2 separate regions of the Homo sapiens genome follow, and region 2 is linked to region 1. The links are chromatin loops, found by intact Hi-C in ENCODE. Cell type or tissue: PC-3. All regions are shown on one strand. Region 1 has its middle 470 kb from the start of ZIC3. Region 2 holds the start of LINC02931 (long intergenic non-protein coding RNA 2931).

Region 1 (2,500 bases):
GATGAGCAAAAAACACACACTCGACGTTTTTTTCATGGCACTTATGTACTAGAAAGAGAAAGAGGCATCATTAATTAATCATTGATTGCTGCTGCCCATGCTCATTTGAAAGTGTAAGACTTTGGTAGAACCCTTTGTTTGTGGCTTCTTTTAGGAGATGGAAATAAAACTAGATTTACTGACAGCTTCTTTGTACCAGGCACTATACTAGGCCTCTTGCCTACAGTATCTCATTTATTTCTTGTAATAAACTTACTAGGAAAGTATTATTTATTTCCACTCTTATAGATGAGTAAATGGAGGATCAGAGAAGTCTAGCAACCTACTCAAAGTCAGGCAGCAAGTAATCAGTAGAACTGGAGTTTATTTCTGGATTTCATTCCAGTACTTCTTACAGTACTTCTTACAGTACCTCTATAAAAAAAAAAAAAAAAAAACCTCTACCTCCAAAGTTATGAAATGATTGCTAGCACACCATCACAATAGCTCAGATAATTAAATAATCTTGGATTCTCTTTACAGAAATTCTTATAATCTATATGATGAGTTCAGAATTTTATTCATTAAGATGAAACAAATTATACATTAGTAAAAATTTATTCATTGTCTTTTGACCCAAATTATCATCACAAGCTCACCTTTTAATGATAGCTTTTTATTGTCTACTCTTCAGTATTTTGGTTGAATCTTGATGAAAAGGTTAACATTATTCTCAAAATAAAGAGGTCTGAAGTAAAGGAAACCGGAAAAATGGAAAATTTTTTTTTCTTGAAATGAAAGCATTGGTTTCCCTATGGAATAGAATACTGTTTTGTAGTTTAGTTATGCCATTAGCCATTAAGCAGTGCTTCCCTGCTGTAAAAATATTCTTCCTAAGCAATGTAAGTCTAGCTGTTTCTAACTTTGTTATTCTAAATATGATTGACATAAACATTTATTAGCTTGTTATATGGTGAACAAATAGGATTGCACAAAGATTGTCACTGTCTTAATTTTGGTTTTATATTTCCATTCATGTCTCCTCTTTTGCCTCCTCACCACCCCATCAGAATAGCTTTGTTTGGAAGCTCAACAGTGTCCACCAGTGGACAAACAAAAGTATAACTATGTGATTACAAAGGAAAACCTATTAGATTAAAAAAGTAAAGATTTTCTCCCGACTACTGTATATATATATATATAAAATCAAAATAACATTTATCCATAATATCCAGATTTTATAACAGATTAAAAATTAAGATTTGGGGAAAAACTTTCCATTCCACATTTGCTTAATGAAGAAACCCTAATTCTATGTAGAATTCAAGTAACAATATTAGACACTTTAAAAATTCTTAAATCTTTTGATTTTTCACTATTTAAATACTGTTAAAAATCAAAAGTGTCCATATTTTTGAAAGCCCATATTGTCCTCAATCTTTGCTTGAAATTCCAACTCTTATAGAAATGTCTTAAAGACAGTGGAGGCCAAATGTATATTTGATCTCCACATTCACTAAAATGTCTGAGCCTGCAAAACAGCACATTCCTCCTTGTTAGGAGATAGTGCTTACCCTTTACTTGAAGACAATGCAGAGTTTTCTCTTTGTCTTCAAACTTTAGTTTGTATCAGAATCACCTGGAGAGCTTGATAAAAATGCAGAGGTAAAGAATGTTCTTCTGCTGCCACTGAGATCCCCCTTCAGGCTGGAACACTTATTTCCCCAGATGCTGGGGATGCTCATCACTGCCAGCTTATAGCTGCCAGTAGTCTCTAGGAATTTCCTCAGTTGAAGACCTTATCCCAGGTTATGCCGCATCTTTGGCATAGGGATATCTGGGTTGATGCACTCCAAAATCTTGAATCCTGACATTCACTAAAATGTCTGAGCCTGCAAAAGAGCACATTCCTCCTTGTTAGGAGATAGTGCTTACCCTTTACTTGAAGACAATGCAGAGTTTTCTCCTCATCAAGAAAACATCTGCTGCACCTAGACATCTGCTCTCATAGAGATCTGCCCTAACCTCAACTTATAGCTACTAGGGCAATAACTGGAGTCAGTCATGGCATAATTTAGCAAGGGCATGCTTGGCTTGCTAAAAAGAGAAATAGAATAAGCCTCAAGAGAGCTATAGGACCTAACTAACAGGTACCGTCTACATGAACCAGCAAAGTTTGTATCGGACTAGATTCTGAGAGATGTAGATTCTGGATTATGGGTTGGGGAGAAAATAAAATCGAATAAGGGTGAGCATAATCATTTGAAAGCACTCTTCTAGTATACAGAATTTAACATTTTAGCAAGGACCCTGGGGCACAGGGTAAAAATGTCACCAGAATGATTCCTAGAAACCTGGAAAATGTGCTAGGCCCCACTGGGTGAAGGAGAAATGACAGGACTGTCTTAGCCAACAATGGTAGAAGAAATATAAAGGCACAGAGATGTGGGCATCCTAGAGTAGATATATTTAAGTAAGGATAAAGAACTGTGTTGGCCAGGCGCGGTGGCTCACGCCTGTA
Region 2 (2,500 bases), 470 kb before region 1:
GCCCCCACCTCCCCACTTCTCGGTTGATGATCTAATTGAATTATGCCTTTTTGTTCCAGGGACTACAGAGCACGTGCTGGAGGCAATTAATTATCGGAATGTGGCCGTATCAAAACGGACACTGGGCACCGGGTAGGTCAGCGGCGGCAACTTCCCCCTGCCTTGAGCTCAAGACCCCTTCCCAAATAGGGGCATGATGAGCTCCCTCGGCTGCCCCCCTTCTGAGCCCTTCACCCAGTTGCAATCGCGCAAGGCCCTCGATTCTCGGGGTACCTGGCGGGACTCCCCGGAAACTCTCGCATCAGCGCTGGCCCGGCCAGAGCTCGACAGCCGCCCCTTCCCGGTCCCCTAGTCTCGAGAACCGCTGTCCGCGGGACCAGCTCAGTGAGGAAATCCAAACTTTTTCAAACCAACTACTTAGCCAAGGGCGGTTGGGGTTGGTGGGAGGTGAAGAGAGGTAGAGGGAAGAGAGGAAATAAAGGAGAAAGTGAAAAGAAAGGTGGGGCGGGGGGGGGGGGGGGAAGAAAGGCAATCCTCCTTTTTTGTAAACCTGACTCCAGGGGATTCATTTGCATGATTTAAGCATATTTGTTCTCTGAACACACCAGCGCCCCCCTACCCCCCCAAAGAAACCCTCTGCTGAGAGGCACTGAAACCATTCTTGGAGAGCCTATGTTCGGCAGACGCAATAATTTAAGTCAGCAGTGAACTCACCTTCCAACCTGGGGAGAGAGCTCTGGATGTGGAGAGAGAATTGGGGCGAGTTTGATGGGAGGGGGTGAATACGGTAAGATGTGCTACCGGTAGGGTGTTCTCCCAGCAAACTGGCTAAGAAAGAAGGTGAAGTGTTGGCTGGGCCAGGCAGACTGGGGAGCAGGAAGTGAAAGGCTGCAGTTATAAAGCGCTGCTTAAGGCGGTCTCTCCTGGCGCCTCTGAACTTGATCAGATGTTCTATTTCCTACAGAGAGATGGCGGCCAGGCTGTGAGGCTGCCTCAAGGCGCAGACTTTGGGGCTTGGCCCAGCTAGGGATGTGACAATCACAGCCATCTTTCTCTCTGCCTTTTCTTTCCACTCTCTTCTGCATTCTTTGCAAATGCCTTGCAGGACACAAAAATGAGTGAATTTATAGCCTTGTCTGAACCTGGTCATTATGTCAGAAAGACCTTGCAACAGACAGAAGGCGAGAGGACTTTCACACACACCCCTGGAAGTAAATCCTTAAGGGGTAAGCAGTCCCTGAGGTCACTACATGCTTTACCTTCTCCGGGTAGGAGTAGAAGAGAGTAAAGCCTTGGCTGTTCAGAGGAAAGAAAATTCCATGTCACAGTCCCCATTCAGCATCAGCAACCCCCAACACGACTTTTGCATTTGAAAATGTTGAGAATTCAAAGCTGATTAGCCTAGTGATTTGGAAACCACCCTGATACTGTGTGTGTCTAGTGTGTTTATTATGTGTTTAGTGTGTTGTGTGCATGTTTTGCGTACACTGGCTAAAAGTGTTCTTTGCATGTTTTGTATTTGTGGGTATGCTCGCTGTTATGTGTATTTGCTCTGTTGTGTTTAGTTGTGTTTCTGTGTTTGCTGTGTTGTGCGTAGTTTATGTTACTGTGTTGTATGTGCTTACTTTGTTGTGTTGTGTGCGTATTTCATATGTCGTGTTTGTTTCCTGTGGTGCGCTTGTGTTTACTGTGTTGTGTGCTTGTTTCCTACTGTGTGCTTGGGTTTACTGCGTTGTATATGTTTGCTGTGTCGTGCCCGGTGTGTAATTCGGGAAGTGGGCAGCGGCGAGTACGGCCGCTGCTCACAAACTAAAGGGTCAACGCTTGGCGCAGACGGAAGTAACGGAGATCAGCTCTAATTGTAATCGTTTCTTCTCCTTTGGGTCTCGGACAGCTGCCGACAGGTTGGGGGCACAAACGGCGAACTATCCCGGCCTGGGTCCCGGCCTCGAGGCCATCAGAACTCGCAGTGATTGGAGGTGGACGCAGCGGCTGGACCGGGAGCGCGAAACTGCTGCGCTCTCCCCAGGATCTGCGCCCTGCAGCTACAGAGGGGACATGTTCTCAAGGTGGTGAGGCAGCGGGGGCCCAAGCAGGACTGGACGTTGAGCGCCGCGTCTCCTCCATCGGCGCAGCAGTGGGACCGATCCTCGCGGGGCAAAGAGCCCGCGAGGGGTGGGGGAAAGCCCGCGAGAGTCCCGGCGGCGTCCCGCCGTTTGCCGGCTGGAGCCTGGCCCCAGTTCCCCGCAGCCACTCAAGCCCGGTGGAGCCCACTCGCGGCCGCCCGGCAGCCGCCGCCTCACCTGCCAGGCACCCGGCGGCTGCCCAATCAGCGGGGGTCGCTCGGCCGCGGCTGCCATGTTCTCCGCTCCGCGCTGCCAATCAGCCTCGCGGCGGCCAATGGGCAGTCCGGCCGGAGGTCAGGTGACCGCGGGCCAGCTGGCTCCCCATTGGCGCGCGCCTCGCGGCCTCCCGCTCGGTTTATGTGCGAGGAGTGAGT

Evidence for each region. Peaks named below come from ENCODE experiments on the same cell type or tissue, not always from the same donor. Only the 100,000 strongest peaks of a DNase experiment are listed, where the experiment ranks them.
Region 2: a loop joins it to region 1, with 4 times the contacts of the local background. A loop is called at or near these places in 2 of 110 quality-filtered maps.

What each region holds. Positions count from the first base shown.
Region 1 is chrX:138,033,279-138,035,778 of GRCh38, forward strand. No RefSeq gene overlaps it. Among named protein-coding and RNA genes, the nearest start is that of ZIC3, 470 kb to the left of the region's middle. In PC-3, a CTCF peak has its summit at 1,065; no DNase peak of the experiment used is centred here.
Region 2 is chrX:137,563,617-137,566,116 of GRCh38, forward strand. LINC02931 (long intergenic non-protein coding RNA 2931) reads right to left here and starts at 868. Exons shown (of 3, transcript NR_186571.1): 1 at 715-868. In PC-3, no CTCF peak of the experiment used is centred here; no DNase peak of the experiment used is centred here; H3K4me3 peaks cover 917 bases; H3K27me3 peaks cover 1,828 bases.